Linked DNA regions of Homo sapiens: regions 1 and 2 are each linked to region 3. A link is an interaction called in ENCODE POLR2A ChIA-PET data of the cell type or tissue named here. Cell type or tissue: HepG2. All regions are shown on one strand. Each heading gives the region's core, and the rest is flanking DNA. Links, peaks and the distances in the headings are about the cores only.

Region 1 (5,000 bases), core at 1-5,000, 140 kb before region 3:
CTGGTCACTGAGGAGGTAAAGGAGGAGCAGGACACACGCCTTCAGCCTCCTGCTCTGGAAGCCAGAGCCAGCAGACAAAACGAGGCTGTGTTCCCAACCAGAGGCCACAGCATCCCCACATCCAAGGACAAATACCTCAGCCCTTCCCAAAGGCGTGAGTCACCACAGCCGGAGTAAAGTCCGGGCTCTCTCCCTGGCCCATTCCCGCAACTAATGAAGGTTTTGGCAGCAGAATAAGCCGCCGGATAGAACTCAGGGCTGATTTATGGTGGAACTGGCACAGGACACAGGTTATACTTAAAGTGGCTACAAGCTCAGTGAGGGAGGAGGGGAGCTGATTTCTGTCTCTGATCACGGCATGTGTCGGGGTGGGGCATGCTCTGGGGGAAGTGTTGAGAGCAAGCAGGTGAGAAGAATGGATCAAGCAAGAGACAGTCATGGGGCACAGGGTCTGGAGAGACCATGTTTGTCCGCCAGCCACCCCCACGTGGTTATGTAAGTGAGAGCCACTTAAGATGCATATTTAGTCTTAAGGGCTGCGTGGGTGGCAAGGGAGTCCCACCCTTGGGATAATGAGGGGCCTTGGGGAATGTTGTCCAGGTGAGGGAGGTGGCTGTGATACAGCAAGGAAAGGTTTGGGACAGAGCCAGAGTCCCCGCTCTGCCCCTTACCAGCTGAACTGCTGCGAGGAAATCATTTCAAACCGTGGAGGCTCGTTTCTGGCCCACAGGACCATGGTAAAGATTAAAGGAGAAAGTGGAGGCCAGAGTGCTTTGAATATTGTTAAGTGCTGGGCAAATGTAAAGTTTTTTTTCTTGAGACGAAGTCTCGCTCGGTCACCCAGGCTAGAGTGCAGTGGTGAGATCTTGGCTCACTGCAACCTCCGCCTCCAGGGTTCAAGCGATTCTCCTGCCTTGGCTTCTCGAATAGCTGGGATTACAGGCGCCCGCCATCACGCCTAGCTAATTTTTGTGTTTAGCAGAGACAGGGTTTCACCATGTTGGCCAGGCTGGTCTTGAACTCCTGCCCTCAAGTGATCCACCTGCCTTGGCCTCCTAAAGTGCTGGGATTACAGGCGTGAGCCACTGTGCCTGGCCTTGTTTTAGTTTTTGAGGTCTGGGGAGGGTGCATGAGTATGGACTGAATATAAAAATGAAAATAGGGAAGAGGAGGAGGAGGAGGAGAAGATGGAGGGAAGGGAGGAGGGGAAAAGCTGACATTTTACAGGAGCATCCAAGCGAAGCGCTTTTCCTGTCATCACACTGACCCTAACACTGCTCTGTCCAGGTGGTAGCCACTGGCCCCATGTGGCTATTAGCACTTGAAATGTGACTAGTCCAAATTGAGACATTCTGTAAATGTGAAATATACACTGGATTTCAAACTTGTAGGAAGAAACGCAAAATATTTCTAATACTTATATCAATGATGTGTTGAAATAATATTTTAGATATATTGGGCTAAATAAGTTATAGTATTACAGTTTATTTTGCTTGTTTTTCCTTTTTAAAAAGTGTGGCTATAAGAAAAAAACATTAGCTTCATATGCATGACTTGCTTTGTTTTTTATTGGGCAGCATAATGCAAAGAGGTTTGGACTGTTATTATCTGCCTTTTAGAGTGAAAGAAAAGTAGGCACAGAGAGGTTAAGCAACTAGCCCCAAATCACACAGCTAGCACAGGTATAGGTATCTCCAACCTTTAGACTCAGTAAGAGGTGACTACTGGCCCCTCCAGTGCATAGCCCAGTGGCTGAGGACATAAAATCTGGGGCTGTAAGAAAGCTCTGGAGGGGAGAGGGCTTCCTCAAAGGGTTTTGGAATCTCCCAGAGCTGGTTCAAATCCCAGACCTGCCTTCTCCCAGCTGTGCAACTTAGGTCAAGCCCTTTACCATCTCTGAGCCTCAGTTCCCTGACCGGTGAAGTGGGATCATGGACCACCGCTGGGGCTTGTGTGAGGAGTCGGCGGGGCAGTACACCATGCCTGGCACACGGAATATGCTCAATACGAAAGGACAGCCCTGTGCACATCCGGGCTGGCCTCATCTCTGTGTCATTGGTGTCAGGTTTCCCAGCACCCGCCAGGGTTTCCCAGGGAGGGTTGCAGTTCCTGACCTCTGCACTCCCAGTGTTTACCTGAGATTCTCCCCGCCCTCTGAGCACTGGAAGTCCAGGCCTGCCGGCTGGGAGCTCACAAACGTGTGCAGGTGGGACAGCTCCAAAGCCCACCAAATGTCCTCCTCTGAGTAGCTGCCGAAGGGGTCCAGGTTCATGCGCAGGGTCCCCGAGAACAGGATGGGGTCCTGGGGATACAACGTGGCCTCAGAGGGAGGCAGCTTAGGCCCTATGAGGAGCCATAGGCCCCAGGTCCAGGGAAGAAGAGAGGGATTAAGGTGGCAGCATTCCCACTCTGTTTCCAGCTCCCCAGAGGACACAATGGCCAAAGAGATAGAAAATTGCCTGTAGGGGAGTGATAAACCTCAGCTTTGCCAATCACGAAGACCTCTGTTGAAGCAGGAACCAGAGCCACTAATCTGACTCCAAAGTGTCCACTCGGCAGAAACAAAAAATACCCCGGAGGAGACAGAAAAAGTGAAATGTAATTAGAGCTGCGCAAAAAGACCAGGGCAGAATGTCTCGGGGGAAGGGGTTCTTGGAGGGGTCCTTCCCCATGTGCTGGCCCAGGAGGTCAAAGGACAGGGCCTGACTGGGCAGGGTAAGTCTGAGCTTTCCAGATCCATGACGGGTGGCTCACTGATGGCTCTGCTTCCTGCTGTCTGTCCCTCCCCACCTGCCCAAGCCTCTGAGACTGGGGTCCCAGTCTCCATCCTAAAGCTACAGAACAAGGTGGGGCCTGCCTCCAGGGCCGTTGGTGAGTGTGGCCAGCCCATGCCAGGCTCCTACCTGCGGGATGATGGTCAGCTGAGAGCGCAGGTCATGGAGGCCGATGTCTGCCACATTGAGGCCATCAATGCGGATTTCACCCTTTGCCGCCTCCAGGATGCGGAACAGGCAAAGGGTCATGGAAGACTTGCCAGCCCCAGTGCGGCCCACGATCCCCACCTGGGCGGAGAAGGGAAGGGGCTCTGAGGGGGAAGCTGAGAGGTCAAAGGCGCATCTCCAGGACTCTCCTGGAGGCCGAACAAACATGTGGCTGGAGCACTTGTGCTCTCAAAAGACCCAAGCTCCCCACAAGGGCTGTGGCCATGTCTGCAGGCATGAACACACACGCAGGCCCGCCTACCCCACGCGTACCTTCTCGCCACCGTGCACATGCAGACTCAGGTCTCTCAGCACCAGGTCTAGGCCCGGCCGGTAGCGCACAGAATAATTCCGGAACTCCACCTCCCCACGTGGGGGCCAACCTTCGGGAGGGCGGCTGCCTTCCACCACCCAGGGCGCCTGGCAGGAGGGGCAGATGGGGTCACATCAGCTGCCCAGTGAAGCCCTCTTTCACCTTTCGGTCTCTCTCCCCCAAGGCCCCTCAATCCTCCCCAACTATGGTCCCTGGGAGGGTCCTTGGCACCCCTGTGGCTCAGCCTTGTGTTCAATGACTCCTTTATCCCTCTGACTTTATTCCCCACAGACCTACTCCAACACTCCCCTGTCCTTCCCCTCCCAGTCTCCCTGCTTGCCCATGTTCCTTTTTTTTTTTTTTTTTAATTTTTGAGAGACAGGGTCTCAATCATGGCTCATTGCAGCCTTGAACTCCTGGGTTCCAGCGATTCTCCTCCCTCAGCCTCCCTAGTAGCTAGGACTACAACAGGCACATGCCACCATGCCTGGCTAACTTGTTTTGTTCTGTGACAAGTTCTTGTTCTGTCACTCAGGCTGGAGTGCAGTGGTGCAATCATAGCTCAATGCAACCTTGAATTCCTGGGCTCAAGCCATCCTCCTGCCTCAGCCTCCTGATTAGCTAGGACTACAGGCCTGTGTCACCACACCTGGCTAATTTTTTAAAGAAAAACTCTGAAGAGACTGTGTCTCGCTGTGTTGACCAGGCTGGTCTCGAACTCCTAGCCTCCAGGGATCCTCCTGCCTAGGAGGATTCCCAAAGTCCTGGGAATACAGGTGTGAGCCACTGTGCCACACCTTATATTCCTTGAAGTGCCCTCCCTGCCTGCCCTAACTCCCCCTCTCATTACCTTTACCCATTCATTGTTACTGGGTGGCAGCCCAGTGCCAGGCAGTGGGGACACAATGGTACCCCATTGAAACAGTCCTCACCCTCGTGAGATTTATGTTCTAGTAGAGGGAGGCATATAATCAACAGATAAGCAAATCTATACAACGCAAGAAGTGATGAGTGCTGGGGCCAAGAAGTGCTTAGTGTTGCTGCTTTATACAGGGTGGTCAGGGAAGGCTTCCTGGAGGAGGCAGACTTTAGTAAAGACCCGAAGGAGGTGAGGGAACAAGCCAAGTGGATATCTGGAGGGAGGGCATGCCAGGCAGAGGGAACAGCAGGCATAAATGGCTCTAGGTGTGTTCTGGAGCACACTGGCAAAGGCAAGAGGTAAGAGGCTGAGGTAATGGTGGCTCCATCATGTAGGGCCTTGCAGGCCATTTTAAGGACTTTTTTTTTTTTTAACTCTGATTAAGATGCAAAGCCATTAGAGGGCTGTACACAGAGGAATGACGTGATTTGATTTTTTTTTTTTTTTTTTTTAAATCTCTTGGCAGCTACAAGCAGAATAGACTGGCAGGGCATAAGATGATGGTGGCTTTGAGATAGGATTGGCTACATAATTTGGGAGGCCCAGTGCAAAATGAAAACCTGAGGCTTCTTGTTGAAGAATGATGGAGAATGTCAAGGCACTGACGGCAGAGCATTACTCTAAACGCGCAGTTCTTCCGGGAGTGGGGACGCTGTGACTATTCCTGTGGAGCCAGCCCTGCTTCGAGGCAGGAGAAACCACGCGGCCAGAGGTGAAAAAGCAGAGCAGCAGGCACAGATTGGTCTCTCAAGGAGGCGTCAGAGAACGGGCCGTGGGGTTGAGGGCA
Region 2 (5,822 bases), core at 1-5,000, 83 kb before region 3:
GGCTTCAAGGAGCGGTATGAGTTCTGTCCAAAAGAGCAATGAGAAAAGCTCTCACCCAGCTTAGAAAACAATGCTGGACAACGCCTCCAGGTCCACTCGCCCGGCAGCCTGGTGCCCCCAGCTCCCAGTTGACCGGATCAGACGGTTTGTGAGCGAGCGTTGCCACTGAGGTTTCAAAAACCCAATCCAATCCTGGGGTTTGAAGGCCCTGGGGGCGAGGGGAGGGGGCTGTTCAAGGGAGTGGGATTGGGACAGATGTTTGGGAGGTGGCTAGGTGACAGGCTGGCTGGACCCATGGTCACCACCTCTTGGCACCAAGATTTCAGACAAGAGAATATTGTCTGCAGTAGCACCAGACAGGTGGCCTGGGCCACGCCACTCCCCCTCTTCCTGTCTGCCTGCCCCTGGCCACCTTCACACCTCCCTCCTCCACTGGCTCCCGCTAGGCAGGCAGCAGCAGCAGTGCATGTAAACATCTTGAGCGCTCGCTCATCACCGCCCAGGGGGCCAGCTCCCCACTCAGCACCTGGCCTCTGACCCTACCACCTCCACCAGGAGGTTGCCTCTGGACGCCCAGCCCTGGACTCTCATCCTCAGGAAGCACAGCCCACTCCGTTGACACGGTTTAATTCCATTGCGGGCAGGTGGACGAGGTCCCCATCGGACAGTGCCTGTAATGCCAGTCAGCTAAGCCCGCCCCCAAGGCAGGAGGCTGAAGTCCAGACAGCTCAGGTCACGCATCCAGCCAGAAGTGTGGCAAATCCGTGCTGAAGCTTCAGGAAGGAAAACCCAGAAACACTTCCCCCCTCCCCCACCAACCCACAGATCCAGATCTGCAGCCTCTGAGGCAACCTCCCCCAGCCTCAGTCGGCCCCATTAACCAAAACAGCTTCATTATGCCAATTTCCAGCTTTCAATGTGCGGCTGATAGCTGTCAGCAGAAATAAGAGTTAATCTGGAATTACTCCCATTCACTGAGCTGCCTAGCTAGAGGAAGCTGTAAAGCTTTGATAGCAGCAGAAGAGACCCTGCCTCCCCAGCCTGCACCAGGCGGAGGGGCTCCTCCTCTCCTTCACGGCTGGGGAGGGCAGGCTAGAGGTGCAGCCTTCCACAGCAAGGGGTTCAGGTTCTCTCACTCTCAGACACACACACTCTCACACTCATATACACACACGCACTCATATACACAAACACATACACACTCATACACACACAAAGAGGCAGCCCTGAAGCTTCCCTCCCCGCCGCCCACTCCCCATCTCCAGGATCTCTCTCTCATCAATGCCATCTGGACGTGCCTAACTCTCCATCCCTTTTGCTTTTACTCTGGACCGTGATTAGCTTTTTATTTAGGAAAATTACTTTATTTTATATATATATAGATAGATAGATAGATATGTATGTATGTATATATAAAAAGGTTCCATTTCACTTGTAAAATCTCATTTTTTCTTTTTCTTTTTTTTTTCCCTACAGAAAATGATGACGAGGTTAAAGGAAAAAATAAGTTACATTACAGTTTCCAAAATGGTTCTCGCTCTCCGCTGAAGATGGGCCACCGTTGGGGCTGCAATGTGCTCGCGGTCCCAGCTTGTGCTTTGCAAGAAGAGGGAATATAACTAGACTGTTATTTTAGGTTAAAATAGCCAAGAGACAGACGCCTTCGCCTCAAAAATATTCTGAGACACATAAAAGTAGAAGGAAACAAGTCTCTTCAGTCACAAAATGTCGTACATCCCGCATATACTAGATTCAATTAATTTAATAAAATAGAATATACATAGAGATTCTGCACAAACGTATTGCTTTCTCCCAACAGCTTCTGGTGTCGGGAACCTCAGCTGCACCGGGCCTCTCCTTCTGCCTGGAGCCAGAGTTGCCGGGGCTGCTGCTTTTAACTCTCTTTGGAAGTTCTGCTTGCAGGTACCCAGAGCCACTGAGGCAGGGAGGAGCGCCTCCGCCTCCTTGGTGTCTATATGGAACTTTTGTCAGGAATATAGCCCAGGAGGAGGAGCTAGGACTTGGCACCCAGTGGAGAAAGGTGAGTGGGAAAGTGGGGCAGGACTCAGGGGTCCAGGTCTGCTGGGTCAGAGGATAAACCGGAGAGACTCAGCACATCTTTCTTTGGGGAGGGCGAGGCAGCCATGCTGTCAGGGGGGCCAGAGGCCAAGGGATCCTTGGAGTCGCTGGACGGAGCCCTCCTCCGGAGGCAGATACCAGGGCTGGGCGGGGTCCGAGGACCTTGGCTCTCGGGGGGGTCTATGGTGATACTAGGCGGGCTGAGTTTTTTCTTGGGCCGGCTCCCAGGCCCCCCAAGAGGCTGGCCCCCAAGGTTAGAGGGGTCTGTGCCCAGGTGGGGTTGGGAGCCGCTGTCCAGGCAGCTGACGGCGATAGAGTGTCTCCTCTGCTCATCCAGCCAGGACGTAGGCCGGCGCTGGCAGCTCTGGGCCTCCACGCTGTAGCACTTCTTCAGGTCCCGTGGGGATGGGGGCTCCTCCTGGCCGCCAGGGGGCAGGAGGTCTCCTGAAATCCAGCTCAGCTCCGTGTCCAACTCTAAGCTGCTTCTGGTCTCTGGAGGGCCCTTGCCCCAGTTGGGTTCTGGGCCTGGGCAAGGGGCTGGCGGGGTCATGTGCTTGGAGATCTTGCTGTGGCTGCGGGAGTGCTGCTGTGCCTGGGTACTTGACTGGCCCCAGAAAGAGTAGGCCCGGGCCAGGGGCGGGGAGGGCCCACTCACCTCTGCCAGCAGGTCTTCCCGGCTGCCCAGACCCTGAACGTCCAAGGAGTCAGTCCTTATTGCTGCCTATATGGGGTGGGGGAGGGCTCAGCCCAGCAGTCTCCTCTCCAGCATGGACTAGCCCTCCTGTCAAGCTGGCTGTGCCCCCTGCCCACCACCACCAGGCACAGCAGGACTATCCTAAGCAGAGGTCCTGGTAGCCGCTCTTACTAGTAGATAGGGGTCATTGCAGCCTGACCTCTGTTGTCCACCATGCCTCCTCTCTCCCCACTAAACCCTGTCTTCCCTCCCCCATGCTCTGGTCTCCCCTAAGCCTGCAAGAATCGCTCTCTCTGCAGCCCCTGCCTCCTGGGATATGAGAGAAGCCAGGCCATCTCTGCTCACTGAGCTGGCTCCTTCACGCCTCCCCGCCTCTGCCTAGACTTCCCCTTTGGCTCTGAATACCCTTCCTGATTGGCAAGAATCCCTCGATTTTACGGACTCAGGTTCTCTGTGACACAGTGTGTGACAGTCTCTGTCCCCAAGTAAAACCGACCCCTTCCCCTTCTGTGTCCCTGCTGCCCTCCACACATAGGTGTCTGGCAGCTGTGAGCTGAGGCTGCAATGATCTGATGGCAGGCATGTCTCCACTATTAGACTGTGAGCTTCAGGGGGCAGGGGCTGTGTCGCCAGTGCCTGGCACACAGAGGCTGCTTAGTGACTATTTGCAGAATGAATAAGGACTGTGCCTGCTCCCCCAAGCATGTGGGATTGAGATTCTCATGTGTCCACGCTCATGCCTCAGGACACACACATGGCATGGGCTGTGGCCTTATCACAGGTGGGCTCTGGGGCCGGGCGCGGTGGCTCACGCCTGTAATCCCGGCACTTTGGGTGGCCGAGGCGGCCAGATCATCTGAGGTTGGGAGCTCGAGCTCAGCCTGACCAACATGGAGAAACCCCATCTCTACTAAAAATACAAAATTATCCAGGCATGGTGGCGCATGTCTGTAATCCCAGCTACTCGGGAGGCTGATGCAGGAGAATCACTTGAACCCAGGAGGCGGAGGTTGCGGGGAGCCAAGATTGTGCCATTGCACTCCAGCCTGGGCAACAAGAGCGAAACTCAAAAAAAAAAAAAAAAAAAAGAATCTGGGCTCTGGAAGGTGGGCCCTAGGCTTGGCCAAAAGTGAAGACACTTAAAACCTGCCTTGTGCCCCATAGCTCAGTCCAAAGTGGGGAGAAGAATTGGGAGGCAGCTCTGGTTGGTGAGGAAGGAAAGACCAGAGACTGGGGTTCTACCTCCGACCAGATAGGCATGACCCTGGGCAAGCACTACCCCTTCTGGTCTCCAGGCCTCCTCAGTGGAACAAGGAACTGGGTGCAAATTTCAAGAAGGCACAGACCACTTCTGCTTTGCCCAGTACTGTGTCCCTGGTATCTGCAACTGAGCCTGGCACATCACTGGCACACAATAAATATTTGCTGGAAGAATGAAAGTGTCAACACAGGTCATCACCAGCAGCAGAGGGTCCAGCCCCCAGGCCTGTGCCTGCCTTTCCACATCTGCTCACCTGGCGCCTGAGTGGCCTCTGAGCCAAAGGGGAGCGTCCTGGTGGGGGCAGTTTGGGGATGGTGCCCCAGGTTGGGGCGCTGTGGGGCTGGAGCAGATGAGGTGCATCTTTGGGAAGCTGCAGGATGTAGCTGGTATCTGCTGGCTGGGAGTGAACGGACAAGACGGAGCCTGTGGAGGGAGGGAAGCGGGGGAGGGGTGGGGGGAGAGAATGGAGCTGGAGGGTTCAGGGGAGCAGGTTCTCACCTGAGCCCTCCCTTCCACTCTCTCCCCCTCATCAGGGCCTCTACCCTTACCCCCTGGACTCAAAGCCATTCCCCCAGGCTGGAGGCTCCCCTGAGGTCAGAGATACCTCTTTGGCTGCCTCAGTTCCCCATCCCCTCAGATCAGGACTGGCTTAGGCCAGGATGGAATCTCCCTGTGTGAGCCAAATTGGCCTGCTCTAGCCCTGGTACCTGACTGAGCTTTGGGGAGCCCCCAGCCCCTGTGTCCCAGGGGCCCCTCGGCAGTGCTCCCATGCCGACACATGTAGCTGTCATTGGGCAGAGAGTGCGTTCGGCTGACCCCAGACTTCCGCACAGTCAGTAAGTCTGGTCCTGGCAGCTCCGTGGGGTGGGGCTGCATCTGCAAAAGGAACAGGGGAGGGAGGTGGAGGAAGAGGGTGTGCGTGGGTTTGGTAACTGAGGCAGCGCTGACAACAGAAAGCAGCAGCGCCCCCCGCCCAGCCCTCACCCCCGTGCCCTCCCAGGACAAGGTAGAGATGGGCATGAGCATGGCTGGGGAGAGGGGCAGACACATGGATGAGCCCTCCACACGCGGGGAGGAAGCAGGTAGGAGGGGGTCTGGGCAGCCGGGAGAGTCTGCAGGCCCTGCCCCCCACCCCCTGCAAAACTGCACACATTGTATCACCTTTAAGCTCCCACTGTGGTGGTGGAGGGGCGGGGAGGTATCCAGAGAAGGGAGAGCAGCCCCCAGCCCCCAGCCCTGCAGGTGGCTCACAAGCTGATTCTAAAGGCCCCATTTAGAGGCTCTGAAGGGAGTCCCGGTGTCCACAGGGATGGGCTGGGGCCCTGACCCAGAGCAGCTCAGGGGAGGATTAAAAGCTAACAGCAGGCCAGGCACAGTGGCTGGTGGCTCATGCCTGTAATCCCAGCACTTTGGGAGGCCAAGGTGGGCAGATCGCTTGAGCTCAGGAGTTTGAGACCAGCCTGGGCAACATGGCAAAACCCCATTTCTAAAAAAAAAAAAAAAAAAAAAAAAAAAAAAATTAGCTGGATATGGTGGCGTGGCACCTGTAATCCCAGCTACTCCAGAGGCTGAGGTGGGAGGATTGCTTGAGCCGGGGGGGTCAAAGCTATAGTGAGCTGGGATCATATCACTGCACTCCAGCCTAGGCAACAGAGTGAGACCCTGTCTCAAAAAAAAAAAAAAAAAAAAAAGCCAACAGCAGCCCCTACGACCCTGTGCTGTCAGTGGGGGAGGTGAGGGGGAGAGGACCCTCCCAAGGAGCAGGGACCAGGCAGCTCAGGAGAGCTT
Region 3 (5,812 bases), core at 813-5,812:
CAAAGGTCCCGTGGCTTGTCAGTGAGTCCGGGCTGAGCAACTGCAGAAAGAGGGAAGACAGGCAGTAGATGAGGGCAGAGGCAAGATCTTGGAGACACTCGTGAACTGTAAGAAGGGGATTTTTATTTTTTGAGACAGAGTCTCGCTCTGTCACCCAGGCTGGAGTGCAGTGGTGTGATCTCGGCTCACTGCAACCTCCGCATCCTGGGTTCAAGGCTGGTCTCGAACTCCTGACCTCAGGTGATCCATCTGCCTTGGCCTCCCAAAGTGCTGGGATTACAGGCATGAGCCACCATACCCGACCCCATTTTTTTTTAGCCAGAGTCTCACTCTGTTGCCCAGGCTGGAGTGCAGTGGATCTTGGCTCTCTGCAACCTCCACCTCCTAGGTTTAAGCGATTCTTGTGCCTCAGCCTTCCAAGTAGCTGGGACTACAGGAGCGCGCCACCATGCCCAGCTAATTTTTGTATTTTTAGTAGAGACGGGGTTTCGCCATGTTGCCTAGGCTGGTCTCAAACTCCTGACCTCAAGCGATCCATCTGCCTCAGCCTCCGAAGTGCTGGGATTACAGGTGTGAGCCACCGTGCCTGGCCAGAGAAGGGGATTTTTGATGACAGTAGAAGCAAGCTATTGAAAGGCTTTAGTCAGGAGGGTTACCAGTTAGATCTGCGTTTTGGAAAGATCCCACCAGCTTCCCAGTGGAGAATGAACTGGAAAGGGGCAAGAGTGAAAGCAGGGGCAGATAGGAGGCTATAGCAGCACCCAGGGGGAGATGGGGGAGCAGAGATGCAGAGAAAGGGATGGGCTGGAAGTCGGTCAAGGAGGAAACGTCGTCAGGATGGGCGGCGACAAAGAAGGCGGTGTCCAGGGTGACTTGCAAGGTGGGGCCGTTCCCTCAAGAGAGGGCATGGGGTGGGGGTGGGGGGACAACTCATGGGGTTCATTGTGGGACCTGTGGGTTTGAGATGTGCACATGGAGGCAGAGATGACACTGCTTGGAGGACAGAGGAGAGGCTTCAGGAGAGAGGATTGGGGGTCTTGACTGTTGAGACCATGTGGGTGTGGAGCTGATCCAGGGAGACCATGCAGAGGAGCAGAGAAGAGGGCTCAGGTCCAGGCTTAAGTAAGCCTGTGAAAGACACAGATGGAGGCAGGGCATGGTGGCTCACGCCTGTAATCCCAGCACTTTGGGAGGCCGAGGAGGGTGGATCACCTGAGGTCAGGAGTTTTAGACCAACCTGACCAACATGGAGAAACCCCCATCTCTACTAAAAATACAAAATTAGCCGGGCATGGTGGCGCATGCCTGTAATCCTTGCTACTCGGGAGGCTGAGGCAGGAGAATCGCTTGAACCCGGGAGGCGGAGGTTGCGGTGAGCCGAGATTTCATGATTGCACCCCAGCCTGGGCAACAAGAGCGAAACTCTGTCTCAAAAAAAGAAGAAAGAAAGAAAGAAAGAAAGACACAGAAGGGAAGCAGCCAGGGTGCAAAGGACAGCACCCCAGAGATGAAGGACAGAGTGCCTACATGTCAGACTCCTGAGGGGCCAGCCTGGCTGGGACAGAAAAATGTCCACTGGCTTCAGCAACATGGAGGCCATTGGTGTGCTTAGTGGGCGTCGTTCTAGTGAAGTCAGGCTGAGAGCAGAAGTTGCCGAGTCGGCTGAGGAGGAAGAGGAAAGGGAGGGGAGACAGAGAGAGATGATGGGTGCTTGACATGAGAGGATAGATGGGAAGACACTGTCAAGATGGATGGAGCTAATTAAGACACATTTCGATGGGAAGGATTCGTTTGAGAGAAAGTGGTGGACGCCATCAAGGATAGAAGAGATGGTGGTCCTGGGTGACTCTGAGAATGTGGGGTGTGGCGGGTTGTTGGAAGGGTTGGCTAGCCGGAGGGTCCAGTGGGTGCTCCAAAGAACATGTTCTGGCTAGAAGGAATGAGGTTAAGCTCAGAGAGCCAGAAGCCTGCCTTGAATGTAGAGGAATCTGGGGTGATGACAAACCTCCAAGTGTGACCATGGTGAGGGTCATTGAGAGGTCAAGGGGCCATAAGGTCCTTGGATAATGGAGCGACTTGAAATTGAGGTAAGAGCTGGATGAGAAGACCATGAGCCAAGACCGAAGCATCCCAAAAGTGAGGTGGAGTGGCAGCCCCAGGCAGGGAAGAGACAGAATGACTTATGGCACCAACCTCCTAGCAGGAGGGGTCTTATAAGGAGGGAGGCAGGAAGCAAGGCTGCCAACTTTTTTTGTGGGAAACAAAACAGCTCCCCTTGGGAGTCCTCGGGGGGATCCAGTTTAGAAGAAGAGAGCCTGGGTGGCAGGGCCACAAAGGGTGGATCAGGGGCCAAGAAGGATGGAACATCCCAGGTTTGGGTGCAGCAGAAGATATTAATAGATGGGTGCTGGACTCTGGGTATTGCCTGGCAAAACCAGGAGTGAAAGCCATGATGGGTTCGTGCCTCATGGTCAGTCTTTGAAGAGGGTGGACTCTGAGCTGAATGGACACGCCTGGGGACATCCACATAGTAACCTCACAAGGAAGAAACTTCTGATCCCGTTTGACAAGTAAGGAAACGCAGGCACAGAGACATGGAGAGGGTAAGTAATTTACTCAAGGTCACAGAGCATAACCACTTATTACTAAGTGATTCTTGTTAGGGTCAAACCTTGGAGCAGAACTTTGAACCCTGTAAGTCTGACTCCTGAGCAGGTGTTCTTGTCCATCCTGTTTGTAACTGCATTGTGGGACTCCCTTCCCCTACCCCCACCTCAGGAAGGGGAGTGGCATTGTGCCTCTCCACTCACCGACTCTGGTGGAAGGCCATTTGTCCCTGAAAGGGGGATGGAGGCTGGCTGCAGGCTGCCTGCAGAGCCAGACCCCAAGCACTGAGGACACATCAGTGTCCAGTGGTCCAGTGATCAGGGAGCATTGAGAAGAAAAACAGGCGAGGGTGGTCATAGGGGCCCCTCCTGGATTGAGTACCAGGCCTCACCCCACCCTTGGTTTCCCAGACTCCACATAAACCCCCAGAAGGGGTCCGATTCCTCCTGTGTGGCTAAGACTGAGTTTCTCGCTAGCCTTGGCGAAGCAAGGGAGAGGGCAGAGTTACATTTAAGGTGACTCAGTAAAACAAAGGAGCCTGGGAGCTCCTGCACTTGGCTTCTGCCACAGCCGCATCACGTGCCCCTGGCTTGTCTACCCTGCTGCGCTCGAGCTCCTGGAGGTTGGATCCCTCCAAGGTGAGCCCAGCACTTTGTCCACAGCAGTCAGTCAATATTTGCTGAATTAAATCTGGGGCCCAGCCTGGGATCTCCAGGCCTTGGAGCCAGACTGTCTGACTCTTGAGTTCCAGCCCCGCCCCATGCCAGCTTTGTGACTTTGAGCATGCCATTCAACCTCTCTGAGCCACGGTTTCCTTGCCTGAAAAATGGGAGTAGTGCCGGCTGCAAGGTGAGATACCTGTGCAATCGCACTGCAGTGGGCTTTGCGCTTGGTTTCATGCTCTGTTGTCCCTGTTTTGAAATTCTTCATACGATTTTGAACAAGGAGCCCCTACATTTTTATTTTGTATTGAGCCCCACAGATTATGTAGCCGGGATCCTGAACGGAATTAACAATATTTTCTACCTCAGAGAGTCGTTGCAAGCATTAAATAAACTGATCTGCTTAGCACGTAAGCAGTACCCAATAAATAGGAACAAAGGCCTATTGTCTCTTGCTGTTAGCCCAACCCCAGTGCCCATGTGTGATAAATGAATGAAATGACCGAATTGAGTGACAGCCTGGCAGCATCTGGAAGCGAAGGTGCCTGGGTGACGGGGGATGGAGGTGAGGGTTGAGAAGAGCTGTAAAGGAAGCGGGGCAGTTTTGCACCCCACGTTGTGCAGCTGCAGTTTCCTAAACAGCCGGTGATCCACGCTGTGGTCGAGACCCGGCCGCCACACCCCGCAAAAAGTCCACTTGGTGAGAGCTGAGAACGAGGGTTCCAGTCTTTATTATGCGGGCGTTCAGTTTCTAGCTCCCGGGCCGTGGTCCGCGTCCAGCTTCCAGAGCCGCCGCGGGATACCAGCCGCCACTGGCTCGGCGTTCCACTAGCACCGGCGCCCCGCCCAGCCCCGGGTCCGGAGGCGGGGCCGCGGAGCGTCCGGCGCAGGCGCAGGCCGGTATGGGACGGGGCGGGGCTCAGAGGAAGGGGTTGGTGCCGGTCTGCGGGGGCGGGGGCCGCGGCCCGGCTGAGCTCGGCGTGGGCAGCAGCGGCTGCGGTGCGAAGGCTCCGGCCTGCGGGAAGACGCTAACCGAGGCGGGGAGGGTCAAGCCAGCTGGCACGCTGCTGAGCGGGAGGGGCAGAGAGGCGCTGTAGGTCATGGAGCCCAGGGGCGCCCCCACAGGCCCGCCTGCCAGGCCCAGCGCCGGCGAGCCGGTGCGCATCTGGTTTAGCGTCGGCCTGCCCGGCTCGCCCGCGCCGAACGGGTTGGTGGGGGACGGAGCGCTGAGACCTGCAGAACGAGAGTGGCTTTGAGTGACCCGGGGTTCAGAGCCCTACACCGGGAGGTCGTGGAAGTTGGGAAGAAGAGTGGGCTCCTCCGGCGGAGGCTAGGCTCTGAAAGCAGGAGCCCCTGGGTTGAGGGACAAGGGCATATCTTACCTGTCAGGAAGGGGTTCCGGGTCTTTGCAACCTGGGGTGCCTTGACCAACGAGTCAAGGTTGACCAAGGAGGAAGCTGAGGGACCCAGGAAGGACTCGGGAGTCCGGCAAGCTCGGGCCTCTTTGCTTGGCTGGGTTAGTGCTTCCCCTAGTATGCCCAGGTCCAGGGCATCTGGCTCCTTCGTGCCATTTTGCTTGGAACTGGGGCTGGGGTCTCCAAACAGGTCCAGCTCTGGAATAGAAATGCTAGAGCTAATTGGTGGGGAAAGGGATTGGCGCCCGACGTGGGAGGAAGAGGACAGAGGCTGCTCGGGGTGGGCCCCTCATTCCCCAGAGCCTCACCATCCCCTTGCCCTGCTCACCCACAGGGCTGCTGGGCTTCCCAGAGGGCAGGGCCTGCTCCAGCCCCTCCTTGGTCTCTGTGGATTCTGGAGGTTTGGCAAATGGGTCAAAGGTCGAGGCACCACCTCGGAAGAGAGAGAGGAAGAGGAGATGGGTTGACAAAAAGGGCAGGTGTTGGTCTGACCCCTTTCCAGAGAAGCTGTCCTCCTAACACAAACAGTATCTGCTGCCCCTTGGCCCTGCCTGGAAGTCCCCCAGCTCCTCACTCACACTCTCTGGCCCTCTTCTTACCAGGTGTGTCGGAGGTCTCCAGGGAGGCTCCCCAAGGGTCAGCCCCAGTGCTGGGGAGTTTGTGGTGGGGAGAGTTCAGGGCCCAGGGGTCTGTGGTGGGGGGCCCAGCAGGCAGCACTGGGGTCCTGCCCCAGGGCTCAGAGGAGGAGAGCATGGGAGTCAGATCCCAGGGCTGGCTTCGGGACAGGACGGTTCCTGAGGGGATCGGAGACCAGGGGTCTGCAGAAGGCCCCCAGGAGGATCCACTGGCCTCTGTGTTCGGCCTAAAACCTGAAATGGGAACAGCATAGACATGATCCCAGGCCCACCCTTATCCCTCGCCCAGGGCCCTTCCCAGTTACCCAGCCCAAGTTGGGAGGCAGAAGATCCATGTCACAGATGGCCTGCAGCCTCAGGACCACCCAGCAGGCTGGAGCCCCTATTTGACAAGTGACCCCAGGAACTGGGACCTGCAGGTGTGGGCGACTCAGGCCACCTTCCCAGGCGTGCTGAGCAAGTGAGTGCAGCGAGAGAACATTTTGCTGCGTTT

Evidence for each region. Peaks named below come from ENCODE experiments on the same cell type or tissue, not always from the same donor. Only the 100,000 strongest peaks of a DNase experiment are listed, where the experiment ranks them.
Region 1: POLR2A ChIA-PET joins it to region 3 with 71 read pairs; 10 of 35 experiments call an interaction of 5 or more read pairs at or near these places.
Region 2: POLR2A ChIA-PET joins it to region 3 with 45 read pairs; 17 of 35 experiments call an interaction of 5 or more read pairs at or near these places.

Annotation. Positions count from the first base shown.
Region 1 is chr17:50,682,011-50,687,010 of GRCh38, reverse strand. ABCC3 (ATP binding cassette subfamily C member 3) reads right to left here. Exons shown (of 31, transcript NM_003786.4): 27 at 3,255-3,401; 28 at 2,904-3,062; 29 at 2,136-2,302. Among named protein-coding and RNA genes, the nearest start is that of ANKRD40, 23 kb to the left of the region's middle. RefSeq lists an enhancer at 1,877-2,363. In HepG2, for the core only: no CTCF peak of the experiment used is centred there; DNase peaks (open chromatin) are centred at 140, 2,090 and 3,853; H3K4me3 peaks cover 1,814 bases.
Region 2 is chr17:50,622,995-50,628,816 of GRCh38, reverse strand. CACNA1G (calcium voltage-gated channel subunit alpha1 G) reads right to left here. Exons shown (of 38, transcript NM_018896.5): 36 at 4,742-4,910; 37 at 4,288-4,457; 38 at 1,343-2,800. The coding sequence ends at 2,066. It overlaps LOC101927253 (a long non-coding RNA gene), which reads left to right. Exons shown (of 2, transcript XR_243718.2): 2 at 1,477-1,787. Among named protein-coding and RNA genes, the nearest start is that of ABCC3, 9.0 kb to the left of the region's middle. RefSeq lists an enhancer at 2,496-3,268. In HepG2, for the core only: CTCF peaks have their summits at 704 and 2,509 (motif pointing right); DNase peaks (open chromatin) are centred at 676 and 2,506; H3K4me3 peaks cover 2,045 bases; H3K27me3 peaks cover 1,567 bases.
Region 3 is chr17:50,540,534-50,546,345 of GRCh38, reverse strand. It overlaps EPN3 (epsin 3), which reads right to left. Exons shown (of 10, transcript NM_017957.3): 7 at 5,284-5,553; 8 at 5,013-5,117; 9 at 4,652-4,882; 10 at 2,596-4,502. The coding sequence ends at 4,189. Among named protein-coding and RNA genes, the nearest start is that of SPATA20, 3.7 kb to the left of the region's middle. RefSeq lists an enhancer at 2,790-3,290 and a silencer at 4,027-4,466. In HepG2, for the core only: a CTCF peak has its summit at 4,381; DNase peaks (open chromatin) are centred at 2,765, 3,305, 3,745, 4,155 and 1 weaker place; H3K4me3 peaks cover 2,637 bases.